Regions from separate parts of the Homo sapiens genome. Here regions 1 and 2 are each linked to region 3. A link is an interaction called in ENCODE POLR2A ChIA-PET data of the cell type or tissue named here. Cell type or tissue: OCI-LY7. All regions are shown on one strand.

Region 1 (8,000 bases), 390 kb after region 3:
ATCTTAGGATTTAAAAGAACTTCTTCGGCCGGGCGCTGTGGCTCACGCTTGTAATCCCAGCACTTTGGGAGGCCAAGGCAGGTGGATCACGAGGTCAGGAGATCAAGACCATCCTGGCCAACACGGTGAAACCCTGTCTCTACTAAAAAATACAAAACATTAGCTGGGCGTGGTGGCGGGCACCTGTAGTCCCAGCTACTAGGGAGGCTGAGGCGGAAGAATGGCGTGAACCCGGGAGGCGGAGCTTGTAGTGAGCCGAGATCGCACCACTGCACTCCAGCCTGGGGAACAGAGCGAGACTCCGTCTCAAAAATAAATAAATAAATAAATAATAAAAAAATAAAAAAGAACTTCTTCATTGCACTGTTGTGAAGACTTAAAAGGAGCCCCGTGTCAGGATTGGAACTTGTTGTCATCTGTTCCTGTGTTTTCCAATAGTTTCACTAACAAAACAAATGCCTTCTACTTCAGCAGTGCTGAGACCAAAGAATCCAGCCTGCCTGGGTTTGCGGCATGGCAGCACCACTTTATACTGTGTGGCTTTCACGGGTTGCTTAAGTTTTCCAGAACTAATTGTATAATAGGGATAATAAAAGAACCAAACTCATAGGTCGCTATGAAAATTATATAGGTCAATTAATGGAAAGTGCTTAAACAGCGAAAGGGTTCATTGCTGTTCTTGTTACAGCGATGAGGATATATTATCAAGTCAATTCCAGTTTACTAAAGTCTAGATTGAGAATTCCTGTACATCTCCTAGAGGAAAAAAAACTTCAAAGGAGGTTGATTTCATGAATTTTATCATGTACCTGGGCTGTCATTTTTAACTACTGTGCATTCTCAACTCTCTTGAAAGTTGAATTAATAAGATGAGATTCAGTTATAGAGACTACATAATATCAGGAGGTCAAAAATAGTTGGCTCTTCCTATTAAAAAATAGGCTGGGCACGGTGGCTCACGCCTGTAATCCCAGCACTTTGGGAGGCCAAGGTAGGTGAATCACGAGGTCAGGAGATCAAGACCATCCTGGCAAACATGGTGAAACCCCATCTCTACTAAAAACACAAAAATTAGCTGGGTGTGGTGGCACGTGCCTGTAATCCCAGCTACTCGGGAGGCTGAGGCACAAGAATCACTTGAACCCGGGAGGCAGAGGTTGCAGTGAGCTGAGATTGTACCACTGCACTCTAGCCTGGTGACAGAGCAAGACTCCATCTCAAAATAAATAGATAAATAAATAAATAAAGTTGGTATTAAATGTGGCACAGGATCCCAGGGTATTTTACCACCAGAAGGAATGATTTTTAAGAGCAATTTTCTATGATATGATTGTGAGCTTTTCAGTGAAACCCTCCAGACAATCAGCCGCTCTGAACATTTTCTTTTTGAAGAACGCCATTCACACTGTATATTTCTCAAACCTCATCCCAATACATTGGAAGTGAAAACACAGGGAGCAATGAATGTGGGTGTTGAGTCTAATCAAATGGGATGAGCAGAGTTCAGAATGTGAACTAGGCAATGTCTTTCACAAATGACAGGCATTCACTTAAGAGTGTATTTCGATTCCTAGGAGGGCCAGAATTTTTTTCTGTACCAAAAATACATCATTTGGCAGGATGAGTTTATTGTTTGAGTCAGCAGTGCGGGTGTTCCAGCCCCAGGAGCAGATGCCCTCCAACTGTTCAGACTGGGGTATTCAGGGTGAAGAGAGAAGGGGGCCACAGCGTGGACAGGTGGCTGCACACAGCCAGTCATAGCACCCCTCCCCCTCCGCCATCCTCCAGATTTGGATTCCGGATTACACTGTGTGCCACAATTAATATTCGCAGCAGGAAATGGCAAGTATCAAATTTACCAGTTATGTTTCTGTTAGCACTTCCAGAGTCAAGGAAAATTGTTTAATAAGGGCATTTGTCTTAGTAAATGAAAGTTCGTCTAAACTTTACATGTGTATGTATTACATATTTCCTGAGAGTTGGCTCCGAGGCAATTTCATGCCATCATACCTCTCATTACCAGAGGGCCTTAAGTTACAGAGAATCTTAAAGATGGTCACAGTTAGTGTTTTTATTTTTATTTACTTGTTTATTTATTTTTTGAGATGATGTCTGGTTCTATTGCCCAGGCTGGAGTGCAGCAGCGGGATCTCGGCTCACTGCAACCTCCACCTCCAAGGCTCAAGGGATTCACAGCCTCCCAAGTAGCTGGGACTACAGGCACGCACCACCATGCCTGGCTGAGGCAGGAGAATTGCTTGAACCCGGGAGGCGGAGGTTGCAGAGAGCAGAGATTGAGCCATTGCACTCCAGCCTGGGTGACAGAGCCAGACCCTGAAGAAAGAAAGAAAGAAGGAAGGAAGGAAGGAAGGAAAGAAGGAAGGAAGGAAGGAAGCAAGGAAGGAAGGAAACATCAAGCCAAAGTGTAATGCTAGGCACAAAATATGCACTCAGTTAAATGACACCTATTATCCTATTATTATCATCATCATCACTAAGGTCAAAGGTAAAAAGACAAATGGCCTTACCTAAACAAAGCTTTGTGTTTTTATACTTTGCTGTGTTTTCCTACTTAAGTTGGTCTTACTAGAACCTATAATCTGAAGCGATAAGTTCTGGCACAGTAATATGATTATTATGAAGTTGTAACTCCATTGTCTAAGCTGGGGTCCTCTGTGAGGGGGTGTGGGGCAAGGAGGTAAGTCATCTTCAACTCACCCTGCTAATATTTTCTGCAGACAAAATCTGATTATGGCAAGTAAAGTTGCCTTAGATAAGTTGTATCACTTTTTCTCAAAAAAGGGCAATTGAGAGCCAAATAGAGATCTTCCTTTTTCTCTTTGTGAAATTTCCTTTGGTTGTCCTTTTTTGGATCTTTAGAGAGCTTGATGGAGGGATAAGAAAATAAGAATGAAGATCAATATGCAAGGTGTTGCCTCTTGAACTTCACTGCAATGAACTAGCTCAATTTAACCTCCCGTGTATACGTTCCCATATAAGACATTACTTTTACAATTCATCACTAAGGGAATGTGTCCTTTAAGGAACTGCTGTATTTTGTATGCCCATCTTTCTGCTAGCAGGAACTTAGGTGATAACTTCCTTTGTTCCCCTTTCTGCCTGGTTACAAGGAAGCTCAGAGTAAAATTTACTGCTCCGTCATAACAAAAACATATTTACTTTCTCTGGCTCCTCCTTTTGATACTGGTATTCTCCTTTCAAAATTGTTCATTATTGTAACCTGTCTCAACTCAACATCAGGGAGTAGTTTTTTTTTTTTTTTTTTTCAGTAAACTTGAACCACCTCTTAGCCTTCTCTCAATTACTAGGTGTGAGTTCAAAGAGGCCTTAGCAGCTATCTATTGCTTGACAAAAGTCACAAGGAAATTTCCACTGATGTCCATTCATTGCCCCATAATTTGTTCCAGCTGTTTGTTTCAGTTTTTGGAAGCCACTGGATCATGAAGGTTCAGGGACAATGTGGGAACAAGTAGTGTGATCATTACCGTAAATCTCCCACAAATCTTGATATAGGAAATAATTATCATTCTCATTGAATTATCCTCATAAAGGAAACTATACTCAGGCTAACATGGGGCCCATGAAGATAGCTTCTTTTGCACTGATTTGAAAAATGGGCACTTCTGGAAGAGATAACATATGAGTTAAGTCAGTGAATCACAGCTATTGTTCTGGAAATTATATTCAAATCTAGTCAGTCCAAATCTGAGAACTCTATTTGTGATGCAAATAAAAAAAATACTTCTACTTAGCAAACCAATGCAATTTTGCATATCATTCAGATTGGTTACCACTTTAAATCTTTTCTGATAGAGAGATAGAAGGGTAAACCATGCGTGAATTAACCACATCTGACGCTATTCATTTTCCTTCAACTGCAGGTAATTATCCTGCATAATTCTCCTATGCATAAATTAAAACTGCATGAATTAACAATGAGCTTGTTTTCCTACATTCAGTAATTAAGACAAAATTGATCAAGGGATACTTTACATGTGGGCACGGATCAGACAAAAGTCCTCACAAAAGAAAAGGAATGATTCCTTTTTTCTCTCAAGTTTGTTTTTTCTCCATTTTCCTCCCCTTTTGTGGGGTTGTTCAGATCTCTGAGGCGTCAATCGTTTGCAAGAGGAAGGAGAAGGCACGCCACTGATATGGCGTTATTTATCAGCATGCATTGCTTACTTGGAGAAAAAGTGCCCATTTCATTTCCTGATGATAGGGCATCTTTGCAGACACACAGCTTACCCAGCTGGAATAATGAACCTTTCAGATGGAGGATGTGAAAAATCTTCTTCTTGATTATAATAGAAGCCTGAAGAGTCTCATCAACGCCTTGGTATCAACTGAGAACCTCAGCCTACGTGGACAGTCTCTGTTTCGAGTTGCTAAGCCAAAAGATCTGGCAGCCACAACTCAGCTAAGTTATGTGGGAGAACTCGGGCTTTTTGAACATGCTACAAACTGGCAGTTGCTGTGGGAACTGTGGCTCTGAATTTGGAGTCTGTGTATTTACATCCACAGCCGCAGCACAGCCCAGACTCTGATGCCAGACGGCCTAGGTTTAAAACCAAGCTCTGCCTCTTAGTAATTTTTCAGAGCCTCCATTCTCTCATCTATAAAATGGAGTAATTACCTCAGGGTGTTGTGAGCACTCAATGAATTAGTACATGTGCCTGGCACATTAGAAATGCTATTTAGTGATAGCTATTACTTTTATAATAATATAAAACATGTTTATTTAGATTGGATGTTTCATTGTATGAGAAGCTTGGCCAGGCGTGGTGGCTCCCACCTGTAATCCCAGCACTTTGGGAGACCGATGCAGGGAGATGCTTGAGCCCAGGAGTTCGAGACCAGCCTGGCCAACATGGTGAAACCCCATCTCTACAAAAAATACAAAAATTAGCTGGGTGTGGTGGCATGAGCCTGTGGTCCCAGCTACTCAGGAGGCTGAAATGGGAGGATCGTCTGAGCCCAGGAGATCGAGGCTGCACTGAGCTGTGATCTGGCCGCCGCACTCCAGTCTGGGTGACAGAGTGAGACTCTGTAGTTTTCTGTCAATATGCAATATGAAATATGTGTACACATATCTGTGATTCAGAATTTGCATTTATGTGTTGTTGTTGTTGTTTTGTCTTGCTTTTTGTTGTGGTAGTTGTTGTTTTAAGAGACGGGGTTGTCAAAGCTGGACTTGAACTCCTGGGCTCAAATGATCTTCCCACCTCAGCCTCTGGAGTAGCTGGGACTACAGGCACAGACCACCACACCTGCCTTAGACTTCGTATTTATTTTTTGAAAATTTCGATGGCTTCAAACTCCTCTTGTGCCCAGGAAGGCCTTGCCTGTGTACCTACACTCAAGATCTATGATTCACCTAAAGGGAGATGATAGAGGGAAGGTCATTTTTACCATATGCAGAATCTTATGTGCCAGGCTTGGCCAGGCTTATACTCCCCCAGCTGGATTATAAAGGAGTGAAACTAGTCCCCTACACGAAAAACTATGCATCCTTTCAATAGGGCTTTTTTCAGTACCTTTAGCCTGATTACTGTATATTCACATTTATGAAAACATCTTGAGTTAATGCAGCCCCTTAGTCCCTTCCTGCTTTGGTTATTTTCTTCCATCAGTGAGGGAAAGAGCCATTTTGTGACAACCAAAGAACAAAACCAAACCAAAACAAAAACTACATCTGGAAAACATCCTAATGTGAAGAAATACACATTGAGGATCTGGAAAGAAAAAATGACCCTTAAAAAAGAAACACCACGTGCCATTTCTATCCTATTTTAGGCCAAAGACCATTATGACAAAATTCAAAGGGCAAACTTTTTTTGGAATGTCATGGGAGCCTGAAAAGGGAGCAATTCCTGACCTTTATGTCATTACAGGGGCAGGTTTCCATTTGCAAAACCAAGTGTCCAACTGAGGACATTAGTCGTGTTGTAAGAGAAAACGGTCATACCTCAAATAGGCCATAGTTTGGTGATTGAAGGGGGAGGGCAGGAAGAACAAATCACCTCTCCTCCCTCCAGAGAAACACAGTTTTTGCTGCCTCCAGGCTGGCTAAGTGGACCTCCCGGGGTGGAGAGCGCCCAGTGAGGAGTCAGAACATCTCAGTGCTAACCAGCTAATCCATTCGTTTGGTTTCCTAATTTGTGAAATTAGAGACATTGATATTACATCACAGGGTTGTTCTGTGGTTTAAATGAGACCATGGTTGTAAAAGTTGTTCAAAACTGCAAAAATCCACAGAGATATAAGGCACTATCACTGGGACTAAAGTATCGTGATGACTATTCTCAACTGGACCTTGAACTTAAACTTGAGGAACAGCAGACTTTAGGTATCAAAGAAGGAGGCCTGTGCAGAAGAGAAGCGGTAGAAAAGGAAAGACCAGCAGTCAACTGGCTGGAGGAAGTAAGGGATCGCCAGTTGTGGCAGAATGTACTGCAGGTGTCAGAGCATAGTAGTCAATCCAATTACTTTTTCTTTTTCTTTCTTTCTTTTTCTTTTTTTTTTTTTGAGACAGAGTTTCAACCTTGTTGCCCAGGCTGGAGTACAGTGGCGCGATCTTGGCTCACTGCAACCTCCGCCTCCTGGGTTCAAGTGATTCTCCTGCCTTAGCCTCCTGAGTAGCTGGGATTACAGGCACCCGCCACCATGCCCGGCTAATTTGTTTGTATTTTTAGTAAAGCTGGAGTTTTACCATGTTGTCCAGGCTGGTCTCGAACTCCTGACCTCAGGCGATCCACTCGCCTCAGCCTCCCAAAGTGTAGGGATTACACGCGCAAGCCACCGCGACTGGCACTTTTCCTTCTCTTTTTCTCCATCTCCTAAGTGGGACCCCAATTTGAGGACACTTCCTGAAGTAAGGTTTGCACTACCTATACTTGCTACATTGAGACAGCTCTGCTTTGAAAACAAGTTATTTGGATTCCTGTTTGTTCACATGCTAGATTAGCCAGTTTGAAACTAAACTCCTTCTCAATGGTACCAACTCCACTTTCCCAAATCCTCCCCCGGCAAACAAACCAAAATGTGCAACAGTTTGCTTCTAATATACAATTTAAGAATGGGTTTCTTAGACCAATGTTCTGCAGGAGGAGAAGGTGAGCTTTAGATTTGGCTGTTCTGTGACTGCTACTATCATGTTATTTACCTCACAGGGAAGAAATTTGATAGGAATAACACAACACTGTGGTCATATTTGACCTTTTTCTGTGTCTGACCGTATAAACCAATCTAGTTATTTATTGCTGTGTGACAAATCATTCCAAAATGTAGTGGCCTGAAACAACAGCAGTGAGTCAGGAATTGGGAAGGCCTCTGCCAGACAGTTCTGGCTCAGGGTCTCTCCTCAGTCAGATGGTGGCTGGACATGGAACAGCAGGGTTTGGAGGAGCTGGGGGCTGGCCAGGCATCTTTCTCTTTCTTATCATCTCAGGTCTCTCTATGTGATCAGGTAGCTTGGGCTTCCTCCTAGCATGGTAGTCTCAGGATAGTCAGACTGCTTGCATGGTGGCTGATAGCTTCAAGAGTTAGTATTCCAGCCAATAAGGTAGAAGTTGAATGATCTTTTATGATCTAGCCTTAGAAATCACATTCTCTATTGATTGAGAAAGCCACAGTTTTGAGGGGAGAGAACATAAACCCCCATCTCTCCATGTATCAGAGTATCAGAGTCACTTTATTGAAAGATCATGCGGGGTGGGAGTTATTACTGAGGGCATCTTTGGAAAATATAATCTGCCAATCTGCCATATGGATGGACTGTAAGTAGTTAAAGGTTAAATTTTAGAAATTCAATATTTATCCCTGAAATGGATACTTACATAAAATCTCTCCTTAATCTCCAGATAGCAACTTCTTTTTTGTTTTTTTTTAACTTATTTATTTTTTAGTTTTTATGGGTACACAGTAGGTGTGTATATTTAGGGGTTACATGAGACATTTTGATACAGGCACACAATAAA
Region 2 (8,000 bases), 370 kb after region 3:
GGCCACTAGGAATGTGACTAGAGTGAGCAGTTTTGTTTTGTTTTGCTTTTGTAGTCTTAGAAATGATCATTATCTATCAAGAAAGAATTTGGCCAGAGCTGATTTAGGCTGAGATCTCTCTATCTTGCCATCATTTCCCCTAAAAGGTGACACATGGCCTAAGGAGAGTCATAAAACAAGCACGCACACACACAAAGTCTGGCTCTGGAAGAAATAAAAGGAGGAGGTTGGGGCAGGGTAGTGTAGAGGTATTAGGGACAAAAGTATACAAAACACTCCCTTCCCCATAGCTCCCAAGTCTGATGGAGGGGTGGTAGTTCTTCGCTACTATTCTTCCAGCTTCCCCAGCTCTTCTCCAGTTGTAACTGATCATGCACCTCTTCGTTATCAACTGTCATTCTATTGACCACTCCACTCCTACCTCTTAGCATCTTATATCTTTAGATTGTTCCCTGGCTTCCTAGAAGTCCCAAAGACCTGGTCTGTCCCCAGCTTTCAGAAAAACTACCTCTAAAATTTTTGGGTTTTAAAGGCTTAATTGCCTCTGCCAGAGTAATCTGCATTTTAATAGCAGGTGCTCCATTGAACCAAAAGCCTTAACCTAAAGAAAGGACTACAGTAGAATTGCAGTATTACTGCTGGTAGGGATGTAAAATGGAATTAAAATTTTGGAGAACAATTTGGCAGTATCTGTTTAAGCTGCAAAACATACTAATCCTTTAACAGGGCACTTCTTTGATAGCTCCTCTAGGGAAATACCCAAATGCATGAAGAGGCATATACAGGGATATTCATCACAGGCAATGTTAATAGTAATGGAAAAATGGGAAATGATATAAATGTTAGTCATTACAGGAATGGTTAACACTCAAAATTATGTTATAATTTTGACAATAACATTATGTGGCAGTTAAAAACAACATGGCCACATGGAAAGATCCCCAGGATAAACTACAGAATGAAACAGAGTATGATAGTAGGAATGCCAAAAACAAAACTATATAAAACCACGAACACAAATAGAAAAGTTCTGAAACTACACACAGTCTATGGAGAGGTGGGATTGAGTGGTAGTCAGAAACATTTTAATCTTTTCTGTATTATATTTTTATACAGAAAAGGTATTTGTGTATTTTTCATATAATGTAAAATTCTGTTTTGAAATTGCAGACATTTGGAGTTGCCTAGAAATAGAAGTGAAAAGGAGACAGCTCATAAACAAGATCATATAACTCTGTTGAGTAATAACTGTATTTATAAAATTGTTTATATTTATCAGCCTTGCAGAGGAGAAATATGATTGCCAAGAAATATTGTATTAGGCTTTATAAATTCTGATTACATCAGAACTATTTAGATTTCCTGATGAAGTCCTTATTATGAGTTCTGAGCTATGTAACAAGTTCATTACTTTTGTCTGCAAAACATTTAGAGCTGGGATTGTACTCCTGGTAACATGCACTATACCTGATATATACTCATATATACCCGATATATACTCTAGGTTCACCAGTTCACCAGATGCCATATCTATTAAGCAAGAAATCCCACATAAAACAACAAACTCAGGCCAGGTGCAGTGGCTCACGCCTGTAATCCCAGCACTTTGGGAGGCCGAGGCGGGTGGATCACGAGGTCAGGAGTTTGAGACCAGCTTGGCCACATAGTGAAACCCTGTCTCTACTAAAAATACAAAAAAAATTAGCTGGGCGTGGTGGCGGGTGCCTGTAATCCCAGCTACTCGGGAGGCTGAGGCAGGAGCATTGCTTGAACCCGGGAGGCAGAGGTTGCAGTGAGCCGAGATCACGCCATTGTACTCCAGCCTGGGTGGCTGGGGCTTTGAAAAATGTTTCCAGTCTCTAAGTTATTGACGTCTCACCTGGTCTTTTGGAAAATTCCAGCATAACTAATATTCATTTTTGTGTGTTAAATCCCAGAAAGGACTCAAATCCTAGGCAAACAGTGTGGCTGCTATGGTTTGCTCTTCACTTGACTTTGTTGCAGGAGGCCCTGGCTGTCATACCAGGTTGCCACCCGTGCCCTGCCACTCCTATAACCAATGGGAACAACACAACAGGGTCTTTCTGGAAGGAATCCCAAGCACCTTGACTAAGAGTTGAACAAATCCTGCCATTCTGAGCTGAGCCTCTAGGCACAGAACCCTGAAAGCCACAGCTGTTTCTCGTCCCAGTTTCTTCATACAATGAAAATCACTGCCTTTTCTCTGACTATGCAGTGTTAAGTTCCAATTAAACACATATCAGGGTCTTTTGAAATTATAATAAGTATAAGATTTTACATGTTCTTGTATGAATGCTGTGATACAGGTACACTGGACTTTGGTGGATGCTATGAGCGACCACCTGACCCAAACACCTGGTGTCTGTTTAAATTAGAAGGTAGCTCATCAAATCAGCAGGCGGTTTTTGGACAAGAACACTGAATCTGAAGATAGAAGGGGGCTGAAGCAGATAAAAAGAGAACAAGGGATTTCCCCTCACCCATCAGGTCTCAGGCTCTGATTGGACCAGAAATAAAGGGTGGAATATGATTGCAGTTTGGGGGAAGAATTTGCACCTCCTTGGAGAACTTGGAGATAACCTGTCTCTTAAGAATAAAGGACAGGAATCAATCTTGGAGGGCTGTTTGGAAGATGGGTGATGAAGGACATCTGTCATGTGGCAGGCCCATGCAGCAGGCCCTAAAGTGCAGCTCATGGTAGTGCCACCAGTAGAAGTAGTAAAAGTGACGGGGAAATGTTTGGAATGTCCAGTCTAGGTGATGGTTCTACTTCTCCCTATATTTTTATGAACTGGCATTCTGGCTCATGTTTTCATGTGTGTTTGATTAGCTTGAGTTAGCAAGCCTCTCTTCAAATTTCAGCAATTTCACTACGAGACAGGTAAGGCTAGATATATATATTAAAGTAAGAATCCTGGTTGTCAGGCCAGTGGCCGACCTCCTTTCAACATCTGCCAGGTGTGAATCTTCAAACTCACTTGTTCAGAGTAGAAGTGCTGGAGGCATTGATTAACCTGTAAGGCAACTGGGCAAATTGACTACTCAGCTAGAAGGAATGCTAATATTTATTGTTAGAGTTAAGAATACTGAGACTCATTAAAGGAAATATGATTCAGTACATTATTTTTAGTTTTTACAAGCACAAAAGCCCTCTCCTGTATTAGGAAAACACAGAAAGTAGAAAGGAGGCAGTGTAGGGAGAAGGAGAGAAGAACCATACCGTTTGTATCATCCAAAGACAACCACCGGGGGAATTTTGTTCTGTTAAATTTTCTCTAGCTCTTCCCTTCTCATATAAAGCATAATAATTTGAGCATATTGCATGCAAAATTTTGTATCCTGCTTTTTCTATCGGATTCTTTTTTTAAAGCTATGCCGAGGGGGCTATCAATTAGCTTTTTAACAAAGCTATCTTTAAAAGGATACTCAAGTCTACCCCATATTCCATGTGCTCCTTTGAATAATAAGAGGAAAACTAATGAGTCCGCATTACATGTGCCTTTTATTTCTGATTTTTCAGATATGGCAGTTTGGCCAGAGGCTAAAGGAAACCCCTGCAAGGATGAGACCAGGGCTTTTCTATGGGAAACAAGAGACCACGTGATCATTTGTGCATGCTTGAGTTGCAGGACATCAAACATCATGAAATTAAAACGAAAATACAATAGCTAGATGCTACTGTCTTAACCCTTATGGTGTTTTCCTTTTTTAAAAATTTAACCAAACCTTCTATCGAATTAAGAATACAAACAGGCAATTCTGAGAGAGCCTTACTGATAGAAAATATGAGACACATCTGTGATTTCTGAATGACATGAGTAAGGATATCTCAGTTCTCGCCAAGGCATTTCTCATGGGGGCCAAACGTCAACTTGGAAACCAATAGTTGTCACACTTACAAAGCTATGCCATCTCCATAAGCTAGACTGAGACCAACCCCTCTGAGACAAGACAATTGACCCATAGATCAGTTGGCTGTAGCTGGGGTGACATGCTGGCAAAAGTAAAAAAATTCCACAATCAATTCAAGTGTTTGCCTGAGGCCAGGGACGGGAGCAGGCAAGGAAGCAGAGAGAGGTTTTGGGGGTGGTGGAAGTGTTCTAAAAGCAAATCATGGATGATGGTAGCACAAATGTATAAATTTACTAAAACTCAAACTGTCCACTTAAGATGAGTAAATTTTATGGTATGTGAATTGTACATCAATAAAGCTGTTTAAAAAAAATCACTACCAATTTCTAGAAAAAGTCATCATTCCTTCTGCAAGAGGAAGTGCCAAGAAATCAGGACTTGGAAAAGCTGAATCAGTAAGCAACCAGCTGAGAGTTGCTTTCGTGATTTGATCCTGTCTCCCAGCGAGGCTTCATAAGATGTAACACCTGCCCTCACTGCACTTTCTGAGTCATTTCTTCATGCCCGATTTGGGTTCTTCCTTTCTTTTTCCCCTAACAATGCCATCCTGTTTATGCTCCCCCACATCGTGGTCAAAAGCAGATGTATAATTGACTTGTCTGAAAGAGGCATGTGGGCCAGATGTAAATAGCCTGCTATGCAAAATAATTATTTAAGATGAAAACTAAAGATACACGTCTGCTTATTATATGGTTACAAGGTACCTATTACAGAGCAGTTGACTAATCTTTTTTAAAAAGTAAATATATTTATGTCATTGGCCTTTAAAAAATATGGCTGCTTTAAAGTAAATCAAAGCAGGCCCGGCACGGTGGCTCACGCCTGTAATCCCAGCACTTTGGGAGGCTGAGGCGGGCGGATCATGAGGTCAGGAGATCGAGACCATCCTGGCTAACATGGTGAAACCCCCGCCTCTACTAAAAATACAAAAAATTAGCCAGGCGTGGTGGTGGGTGCCTGTAGTCCCAGCTACTCGGGAGGCTGAGGCAGGAGAATGGCGTGAATCCGGGAGGTGGGGGTTGCAGTGAGCCGAGATCGTGCCACTGCACTCCAGCCTGGGCGACAGAGCGAGACTCCATCTCAAAAATAAAATAAAATAAAAATAAATAAATTAAGAAATCAAAGTAATGCTAATATTTGCTTCTCAGTTGTCAACATTGTTTGCTAACCCAGTGATGAATGCATGTGTGATACACTGCTTGACTAAGACAACTGACGTGAACGGATGAAAAAAAAGTGTAGAACAACTCAACAGAGCCTCACTCCTCAGCAAGGGGATGGAAGAACCAGGGCCAGATGTTCTAACTGGCCTTTTGGGCAAGTCCTAAACTCAGTGAACCTCACACTGTATCTGTAGAGTAAAGGAAGTAATTCCTCCCCATTTTAACAGGCAAGCATTGTAAGGTTCAATTGAAATCAAAGCTTCATCCAATCTAACAATCAGGAGACTACTTGGACATGTAGACTGACTTTCCACCATCTCTGTAGATGGCTGGATTTCTGCTTTAAAACACAGAGAAAACGACGAAGTGCTTTACAAAAGGCAAAGTGCTTGAGAAACCACAGATTATTATAATGAATACTTAGTTTTAACTCACTTGAAAAAAAGAAACTTAATTTTCAGAATCTCTGGAAAGTGATATGATAATTTTCTTTCCGTGTTTTCTAAGACTCCATCAATCAATATAATTATTAAGTATATATTATATGCTCAGCGCTGGCAGGATGCTATGTGTTGTCCAAGATCCAAAGACAACCTAAGACTGAGCTCTGCTTTTAAAAATTTTAACAATTTAATTGAAGATAACATGAGTATACATAAAGCGGATTGGAGACAATTTTTCATGTAAGAAATAACAGCGTAAAATTTGAAGTGGTACCTATTTCTGGGTTTTTTTGTTTTTTTGAGACAGAGTCTTGCTCTGTTGCCTAGGCTGGAGGGATGGATTGCAATGACTCAGTCATAGCTCACTGCAGCCTCAATCTCCTGGGCTCAAGCGATCCTCCTGCCTCAGCCTCCCGAGTAGCTGGGACTACTGGCATGTGCCTCCACACCCAGCTAATCCTTCTGATTTTTAGTAAAGACGAGATGTTGCTATGCTGGCCAGGCTGGTCTTAAACTCCTGGGCTCAAGCAATCCTCCTGCCTCGGCCTCCCAAAGTGCTGGAATTACAGGTGTGAGCCACCATGTCCGGCCAAAGTGGTACCTATTTCTTAATCTTCCAAGGAAAGCAACACAGCAGAGACAATAAGAACGTGGAATCCAGAGTCAGACAAATCTGCACTCAGTTTGGGTTCTACAGCTACAGCTGTTTGAACTTTTGCACATTATTTAACTTCCCTGAATCCCAGTTTTCTCATTTATATAAAAGGATTAACATTTCAGAGGATTTTTGTAAGGTGCAAATGAGATAATATACATAAGACCTGGTATGTAGTAGGTGTTTAATAAGCCTAGCTGTTAATAATAATTTAAATAATAAGGAATTTTCTCAAAAGAGAGGGAGATACATAAGACAGGAATAGCCAGGCAAGTTTAGGTAATGCTAAGGAAGCTAGAAACTAGCATCTTTTTGAAGATAGCAATTTTTAGGTAATTGAAAAGCATGGATTCATAAGGACTATAAATATGAGTACCTGGGATGTGCAGTTCAAAAGTCAATTTTACAAAAAAGATTTTGATTTTGAAATAATTTGAAGCTTACAGAAAAGTTGCAGGAAAAGTACAGAAAGTTCTCATCTACCCTTCACCCAGATTCATTCGTCGACATCTGCCACATTTTACTTTGTCATTCCTCCTCCAAATACACACACACACACACATTATTTTTTCCCAAATCCTATGAGACTAATTTGCACATATGTATTTATATACATTTCCTCCCCCACACTGAGTAATTTGCAGATGTGATGCAAATTTACTCTTAAATACTTCAATGTGTATTTCCTAAAATCACGGACATTTGCAGACATTTGCTGACATTCACTGACTATCGTAGTCTAATTATCAGTATCAGGAAATGTAACATCAATACAATACTATTATCTAAGGTACAGACCTTATTCCAATTTCACCAATTGTCCCAATAATGTTCCATGTATTGTCCCTCCTCCCCACATTCCAGGAGCCAAACCAGGATCAGATGCTCCCTGTTTTGTCATGAGTCTGTCCTTTAATCTGGGACAGTTTCTTGGCAATTCTTTGGCTTTGACATTGACATTTTAATGGAATTCAGGCCACTTGTTTTGTACACTGGCCCTTACTTTGGGTTTGTTTGCTGTTTTCTTGTGATAAAGAGTCAGACTATGCATTTTTAGCAGTGATACCACGTAAGTGACATTGTCCTTCTCAAGGCATTGCATCAGAGGCTCAAGGAGTTGCTTGGTGCCATTACCGGTGATGTTAACTTTGATCAGTTGGTTAAAGTGTTGTTGGCCAGTTTCTCCTACGGAAAGTTACTATCTTTGCCTTTCTAGTTGATACATAGTTGGTAAGGAGGTACCTTGAGGCTATGCAAATATCTTGCTTCTTTAACCCAGGAGTTTTAGCATCCATTGATGTCTCCTGCCCAAATCAATTATTCCTATAATGATGGCAAAATGGTACTCTTTAAACTCTATCATTCCTTCTACTGTAAAGAAAGAGCTTTTCTAATCCTTTCATTCATTCATTTCTTTCTTTATTGTCACTGTATGGACTCACGGATTCTTGTTTTACTCAATGGGTTATAATCCACTACTATAATTTGATGCAAAAGCCAACTGTTGTCTACAAGCATTTTCTGAGCAGCACAGCCAGAGGGCTCTCACATTGCGAACCTCAAAACTTTGAATTACTGATGGGGTACTAACATCTTCAGGGCCTTGCTTGTATTTTAGTTATTTTCCCAAATGTCTTATCTCTTTAACCAAGCTACACCCACCGTGAGAGGGGGTACCAGCTGTCTTTTGAAACTTCTCTGATGCTCGGTACAGGGTAAGATACCAAAATCATTGGCTCTGCAGCCAGGGTGATCCAGGCTTCACCCAAGTCACCTGCTCTCTCTAAGCCCTAATTTTTTTTATGA
Region 3 (8,000 bases):
TTTTCCCACATGTGGCTTGCCAATTATCCCAGCACCATTTGTTGAGGGAGGATTCCCTCTTTCTCTATCTTGTGGAATAGTGTCAATAGGATTGATACCAATTCTTCTTTGAATGTCTGGTAGAATTCTGCTGTGAATCTGTCTGGTCCTGAACTTTTTTTGGTTGGTAATTATTTTACTACCATTTCAGTCTGTTCGGGATATCTCGTTCTTCCTGATTTAAGCTAGGAGGGCTGTATATTTCCAGGAATTTATCCATCTCCTCTCGGTTTTCTAGTTTATGTGTGTAAAGGTGTTCAGAGTAGCCTTGAATGATCTTTTGTACTTCTGTGGTGTCAGTTGTAATATCTCCCATTTCATTTCTAATTGAGATTATTTGGATTTTCTCTCTTCTCTTCTAATGGTCTATCAATTTTATCTTTTCAAAGAACCAGCTTTTTGTATCATTTATATTTTGTATTTTTGTTTATTTCTATTTCATTTAGTTCTGCTCTGATCTTGGTTATTTCCTTTCTTCTGCTGGGTTTGGGTTTGGTTTGTTCTTGTTTCTCTAGTTCTTTGAGGTGGGACCTTAGATTATTTATTTATGCTCTTTCAGACTTTTTGATGTAAGCATTTAGGGCCATGAACTTGGCTCTTGGCACCACCTTTGCTGTATCCCAGAGGTTTTGATATGTTGTATCACTGTTGTCATTCAGTTCAAATAATTTTTTAATTTCCATCTTGATTCCATTTTTGACCTAATGATCATTCAGGAGCAAGTTATTTAATTTCTATGTATTTGCATGGTTTTGAAGGTTCCTTTTGGAGTTGATTTCCAGCTTTATTCCACTGTGGTCTGAGAGAGTGCTTGATATAATTTCAATTTTCTTAAATTTATTGAGGCTCATTTTGTGGCCTATCATATGGTCTATCTTGGAGAAAGTTCCATGCACTAATAAATAGAATGTATATTCTGCAGCTATTGGATAATGTTCTGTAAATATCTGCTAAGTCCATTTGTTCCAGGGTGTAGTTTAAATCTAGTGTTTCTTTGTTAACTTTCTGTCTTGATGACCTGTCTAGTGCTGTCAATGGAGTATTGAAATCCCCCATTATTATTGTGTTGCTGTCTATCTCATTTCTTAGGTCTAATAGTAATCATTTTAGAAATTTGGGAGCTCCAGTGTTACATGCATATATATTTAGGATTGTGATATTTTCCTGTTGAACGAGGCCTTTTATCAATATATAATGTCCCTCTCTGTCTTTTTTAACTGCTGTTGCTTTAAAGTTTGTTTTGTCTAATATAAGAATAGCTACTCCTGCTCACTTTTGGTGTCCATTTGATTGGAATGCCTTTTTCCACCCCTTTACCTTAAGTTTCTGTGAGTCCTTATGTATTAGGTGGGTCTCTTAAAGGCAACAGAAAGTTGGTTGGTGAACTCTCATCCATTCTGCAATTCTGTATCTTTTAAGTGGAGTATTTAAGGCATTTACATTCAATGTTTGTATTGAGATGTGAGGTACTATTCCAGTCATCATGCTATTTGTTGCCTGAATACTTTTGGGTTTTGTTTTGTTTTGTTTTTTAATTGTATTTTTGTTTTATAGGTCCTGTGAGATTTATGCTTTAAAGAGGTTCTGTTTTGATGTGTTTCCAGGATTTGTTTCAAGATTTGGAGCTCCTTTTATCAGTTCTTGTAGTGTTGGTTTGGTAGTGGCGAATTCTCTCAGCATGTGTTTGTCTGAAAAAGACTGTATCTTTTCTTCATAAATGCAGCTTAGTTTCTCTGGATACAAAATTCTTGGCTGATAATTGCTTTGTTTGAGGAGGCTGAAGATAGGGCCCCAGTCCCTTCTAGTTTGTAGGGTTTCTGCTGAGAAATCTGCTAATCTGATAGGTTTTCCTTTATAGGTTACCTGGTGCTTTTGCCTCACAGCCCTTAAGACTCTTTCCTTCGTCTGAACTTCAGGTAACCTGATGACAGCGTGCCTAGGGGATGATCTTTTTGTGATGAATTTCCCAGGTGTTCTTTGTGCTTCTTGTATTTGGATGTCTAGGTCTCTAGCAAGGCTGGAGAAGTTTTCCTCGATTATTCCCCCAAATATGTTTTCCAAACTTTTAGAATTCTCTTCTTCCTCAGGAACACGTATTATTCTTAGGTTTGGTTGTTTAACATAATCCCAGACTTCTTGGAAGCTTTGTTCATATTTTCTTATGCTTTTTTCTTTGTCTTTGTTGATTGGGTTAATTTGAAAACCTTGTCTTTGAGCTTTGACGTTCTTTCTTCTGCTTGTTCAATTCTATTGCTGAGGCTTTCCAGAACATTTTGCATTTCTATAAGTGCACCCATTGTTTCCTGGAGTTTTGATTGTTTTTTATTTATGCTATCTATTTCATTGAAAACTTCTCCCCTTATTTCTTGTATCTTTTTTTTTTTTTTTGTGACTTCCTTAAATTGGGCTTCGCCTTTCTTTGTTGCCTCCCTGATTAGCTTAATAAATAACTATCTGAATTCTTTTTCAGGTAAATCAGGGATTTCTTCTTGATTTGGATCCATTGTTGGTGAGCTCATGTGATTTTTGGGGGGTGTTAAAGAATCTTGTTTTTTCATATTATCAGAGTTGGCTTTCTGGTTTCTTCTTATTGGGGTAGGCTCTGTCAGAGGGAAGGTCTAGGGCTGAAGGCTGTTGTTCAGATTCTTTTGTCCCACGGGATGTTCCCTTGATGTAGTAGCTCCCCCTTTTCCTAGGGATGTGGCTTCCTGAGAGCCGAGCTGTAGTGATTGTTATCTGTCTTCTGGATCTAGCCACCCAGCAAGTCTACCAGGCTCCAGGCTGCTACTGAGGGTTGTCCGCACAGAGTCCTGTGATGTGAACCATCTGTGGGTCTCTCAGCCGTAGATACCAGCACAGTATTTGGGGTGTCTCCCAGGTCCTGCAGGAGCAATCTGCTTCCTTCACAGGATCTGTATGCTCTCCCAGTTTTCCTGATTTATTCCTGCAGTCGTTCTGGAGCAAAAGTTCACAATGCAAGCCTCCACATGCTGTTTTGTCCATCCGAGTGGGAGCTGCAATCTAGTCCTGCTTCCCATCCACCATGATCTCTAAAATTATCTTTCTTTTCACCTTCGATTTTTCTTGAGGTTATGTGTTGTGTTTGTTCATGCTTGTGTTCCTTCTAATTTGGTTTTCATTTCTGAAATGATTTACTTCTTTCTTCTGATTCTTTCCTATATTCCTTCACCTCATTTCCAAAGTTTTCTAGCCTCAGTTCATGTTGGTTGTTCTTTTGTGTCTTGATGTGATTTTCTTGTCATCTTTTACCTTGTTTTGAAATTGTAAGTTACAGTTTGGGTCTGGTTTTTAATGTTGTTTGTTTTGTTTTGTTTTGTTTTGTTTTTGAGACAGAGTTTCACTCTTGTTGCCCAGGCTGGAGTGAAATGACACAGTCTTGGCTCACTGCAATCTCCGCCTCCCTGGTTCAAGCGATTCTCCTTCCTCAGCCCTCCAAGTAGCTGGAATTGCAGGCACACACCATCATGCCCGTCTATTTTTTGCATTTTTAGTAGAGACGGGGTTTTGCCATGTTGGCCAGGCTGGTCTGGAACTCCTCACCTCAAGTGATCCACCCACCTTGGCCTCCTAAAATGCTGGGATTACAGGTGTGAGCCACCGCACCTGGCCCAGTTTGGGTCTGTTTTGTGGGCATGTCTTTCTGGTATGCTTTTGTTGTCTATAGGGATATTATTCTACTTCTTATTATTTTTTCTATTTTTTTCTTTTTTTTCTTGAGACAGAGGCTGGAGTACTGTGTTGCTATCACGGCTCACTGCAGCCTCGACCTCCCAGGCTCAAGCGTTTCTCCTGCCTCAGCCTCCCAAGTAGCTGGGACTACAGGTGTGCACCACCATACCCAGCTAATTTTGTTTTTTATTTTTTCGTAGAGATAGGGTCTCACTATGTTGCGTAGCCTGGTATAGAACTTCTGGGCTCAAGCAGTCCTCCCACATCAGCCTCCCAAAGTGCTGGGGTTACAAGCATGAGCCACCACACCCAGCCTCTTTTCTTTTAACAACTTTTTATGGGATTTGACCTCAGTGTTCTTGTCAGAATTTTATTTTTATGTGAAGTTAGTTTTCTGAACTTTTGGAAGAAGGCCCAGTTAGGAATATAGCTTCTTTTCCTTCACAGTGTACCTTTTGCTTCCTTGTGTATCGTGTTCAAAGATAAGGTAGCTTGCTTCCTGGCTGGCTCCATCCCCTTCCCCTGTTTTTATCAGGGCCTCCTCATCTTTCATCACACGGCTCCCAGGGGCTGGACTCTCCATGCCCTTCATTCCTTATTGCAGCATCCCATGTACTCACCTACTATTGACATTGCAGCATCCCATGTACTCACCTACTATTGATAGGGCAAGGCCCTCCCACTTACAGCTGCTGTTCTCAGAGGAACAGCTGTGGACTATTTGGGGTTCTCTGTTATTGGGTATACCACACGGCCCGTTGCTGCCCCCTGCTTCCTCTCACACAGGTGCTGATATGACGGTCAGGTCTTGTCAACACAGGTGGTATATTCTTACCCACTTGTAATTTGTGGTTTGTGGAGATACCTTGTTGTAAATGTTTGTTGTAATTGTCTTGTGAATGTCTCTGAGATTTGGGGTTTGCTGTCTAATTGCTGTTTTCATGAGGATATTGAGGGAGACTCACAAACTCATCTTCCCAGAATCTCCAGTCAGATTTATGTAATAAGCTAATTGTTAATGGAATCCAGAAATTAAAATAATTCAGGATATGTCTTATCCAAAGGGAATCTCTATGGAAAGAGCATGAGTGTCCAGATCAGGTAGCTGTGGGTTTGCATGCGGGTTCTGTTACTAGCTGTGGCCTTGGCTGCATTCTTCTCTGCTATGCCTCCCTTTCTTCATCATCCCCCTGGGAAATCACCTATGGAAAGGCTTTGCACTGCTGCCCTGCACCTAGTAGGTGCTCATTAAATGCCCCTTTTCACTTTCCCACCCTTGATTCTACAGGTGAATCAAGTAACTTTTTTCTTGGCATCTCCTTTGATTTTTCTCAGGGCAGAAATTCAGGTTTTTTTATTTGCTTCTTTATTAGTTTGAACAGACCGTGGCATTGAAATGCATGCTCTGGCCAGGCCCGGTGGCTCACAACTGTAATCCAAACACTTTGGGAGGCTGAGGTGGGCGGATCACTTGAGGCCAGGAGTTCGAGACCAGCCTGGCTAACATGGTGAAAACCGTCTCTACTAAAACTACAAAAATTAGCCAGGCACGCACCTGTAATCCCAGCTACTCGGAAGGCTTAGGCAGGAGAATCACTTGAATCTGGGAGACAGAGGTTGCAATGAGTGGAGATTATGCCAATGCACTCCAGCCTGGGTGACAGAGCAAGACTGTCTTAAAAAAAAAAAAGAAAGAAAGAAACTTATACTCTAAGAATTTTGTTTGTTTGTTTGTTTTTTTGAGACAGGGTCTTGTTCTGTTCCCCAGGCTGGAGTGCAGTGGCGCAACCTTGGCTCACTGCAACCTCCACCTCCTGGGCTCAAGTGATCCTCTCAACTCTGCCTCCCAAAGCGCTGAGATTACAGGCATGAGCCACCATGTCCGGTAGAAATTTTATTGTAATGATCTTTAACAACCCATTAATATTAACGTGACTTTAGCACTAATAAGAATTATATTTAAACTTCAAATATATTCTTAGTCTGTCCCCAGTGTCAGCTTAATTTTTCTTCCATTACTTTTTGGGTTAAGTATCTATTTATTTCTCTTTTCTTTTTTTTTTTTTTTTTTTCAGTTTGGTAAATTGTTGGCACATGTTTGCTGTTTCTCTTTATAGCTTGCAAGCCAGGCTGGGATTCCTTCAGGTGTATACAATGTTATTCCCTGTTCTCGAAAGAATGCCAAGGAAGTAGGGGAGGCAATTTGTACTGATCCTCTGGTGTCCAAAATTTCCTTTACTGGTTCAACAACTACAGGAAAGGTATGTGACTCAAGTTTCAAAGAAAACAAATGTCTTTCTAATATTTTATCTTGATAGGTTATAAAAATACTATTTCATCCTGATCACCAATTTTGGAAAGATTTCCAGCAGAGTGTTAAAAGCTCTGTCGCAGGCCAAGCACGGCGGCTCATGCCTGTAATTCCAGCACTTTGGGATGCTGAGGTGGGCAGATCACTTGAGGCCAGGAGTTCGAGACCAGCCTGGCCAACATGATGAAACCCCCTCACAGAAAATACAACAATTAACCAGGCATGGTGGTGCACACCCGTAATCCCAGGTACCCAGGTGACTGAGGCATGAGAATCACTTGAACCCGGGAGGCGAAGGTTGCAGTGAGCCAAGATTGTGCCACTGCACTCCAGACTGGGTGACAGAGCAGACTCTGTTTCAAAAAAAAGGTCTGTTGGTTGAATAAAGTAATATCTGACCATCCTCTGGGGATATTTTGGACAGTTCTTTGTGGCACGACATAGGTTCCTGCTTGACAAAACCAAAGAAATTGGGGCAGCGAGGGTCCCATTATTTTTGCATTATTTGTTGTATATGAAGTGGGTGAAAGTTCTCCACTGTATTTTTTTCAATTCTGGAATGCATCTTTCTTTCAATAATCTAGAGTTAGAGATTCCAGAAACACACAATTAATGTTGAAATGGATGTTTTTGAATTGAACAAAAATGTGTTTAGTCTAAAAGTACTTAGAGAAATGGAAAGGTCTTTTTCTTTGAGTTTTTTTTCCCTTAAATGATGAAATGTTCTTTGCTAAAAACTTAATGTGTATGCCTGTAAGTAGATGTTTATTTATCCTTTTAAATGTCCAAAAGAGGGCCGGGCGCGGTGGCTCACACCTGTAATCCCAACACTTTGGGAGGCCGAGGCAGGCGGATCACAAGGTCAGGAGATCAAGACCATCCTGGCTAACACGGTGAAACCCCAACTCTACTAAAAATACAAAAAATTAGCTGGGCGTGGTGGCGGGCGCCTGTAGTCCCACCTACTTAGGAGGCTGAGGCAGGAGAATGGTGTGAACCCAGGAGGCGGAGCTTGCAGTGAGGTGAGCCGAGATCACACCACTGCACTCCAGCCTGGGCGACAGAGTGAGACTCTGTCTCAAAAAAAAAAAAAAAAAAATTAAAAATTAAAAAAAATAAATAATAAAAAAATGTCCAAAAGAGAAAAAATCAAGGTGGAACAAAATTTTTGTTTATGGTGTTTCTCTTCAGATGGTGTGCTTTTTTCTACTAGTTTATATCTAGATATACACATATATGTATCTGTACTCACATTGTTCATGTCCATAAACACATAACAGATAAAATATATAAATCTGCCCAGGCGTGGTGGCTCACACCTGTAATCCTCACACTTTGAGAGGCCAAGGCAGGAGGATCACTTGAGCCCAACCTAGACAACCTGGTGAAACCCTGTCTCTACAAAAAAAAAAATTAGCTGGGCTTAGTGGCACACACATGTAGTCCCAGCTACTTGGGAGGGTGAGGTGAGAGGATCACCTGAGCCTGGGAGGTTGAGGCTGCAGTGAGTTGTGATCATGTCACTGCACTCTAGCCTGGGCAATAGGTGTGAGACCCTGCCTCAAAAAATAATAAAAATAAAAAAGTCTAATTTCAAAGATTTTGTGCATCTATGGTCATTTTAGAAACCATGAGAAGCAGGAGGGAATAATTTAACTTTTTTTTTTTGAGACAGTTGCCCTGTTGCCCAGGCTGGAGTGCAGTGGCGTGATCTTGGCTAACTGTAACCTCTGCTTCCTGGGTTCAAGTGATTCTCGTGCTCAGATTCTTGAGTAGCTAGGATTACAGGCATGTGCCACTACGCCTGGCTAATTTTTGTATTTTCTGTAGAGATGGGGTTTCGCCATGTTGGCCAGGCTGATCCGGAACTCCTGGCCTCAAGTGATCCTCCCTCCTTGGCCTCCCAAAGTGCTGGGATTATAGGTGTGAGCCAGCGTGCCCAGCTGGAATAATGTACTTT

What was found. ChIA-PET counts read pairs that join two places held together with the same protein. Peaks named below come from ENCODE experiments on the same cell type or tissue, not always from the same donor. Only the 100,000 strongest peaks of a DNase experiment are listed, where the experiment ranks them.
Region 1: POLR2A ChIA-PET joins it to region 3 with 9 read pairs; 2 of 35 experiments call an interaction of 5 or more read pairs at or near these places.
Region 2: POLR2A ChIA-PET joins it to region 3 with 18 read pairs; 1 of 35 experiments calls an interaction of 5 or more read pairs at or near these places.

The regions. Positions count from the first base shown.
Region 1 is chr6:24,895,683-24,903,682 of GRCh38, forward strand. The region is part of intron 1 of RIPOR2 (RHO family interacting cell polarization regulator 2); the gene reads right to left. Among named protein-coding and RNA genes, the nearest start is that of RIPOR2, 36 kb to the right of the region's middle. In OCI-LY7, no CTCF peak of the experiment used is centred here; a DNase peak (open chromatin) is centred at 6,439; H3K4me3 peaks cover 1,074 bases; H3K27ac peaks cover 4,709 bases.
Region 2 is chr6:24,879,394-24,887,393 of GRCh38, forward strand. The region is part of intron 1 of RIPOR2 (RHO family interacting cell polarization regulator 2); the gene reads right to left. Among named protein-coding and RNA genes, the nearest start is that of RIPOR2, 53 kb to the right of the region's middle. In OCI-LY7, a CTCF peak has its summit at 7,767; DNase peaks (open chromatin) are centred at 2,428, 3,870, 4,448, 5,198 and 1 weaker place; H3K4me3 peaks cover 3,570 bases; H3K27ac peaks cover 6,865 bases.
Region 3 is chr6:24,509,321-24,517,320 of GRCh38, forward strand. ALDH5A1 (aldehyde dehydrogenase 5 family member A1) reads left to right here. Exons shown (of 10, transcript NM_001080.3): 5 at 5,847-5,990. Among named protein-coding and RNA genes, the nearest start is that of ALDH5A1, 18 kb to the left of the region's middle. RefSeq lists a silencer at 4,422-4,511. In OCI-LY7, a CTCF peak has its summit at 4,482; a DNase peak (open chromatin) is centred at 4,481; H3K4me3 peaks cover 1,523 bases; H3K27ac peaks cover 4,722 bases.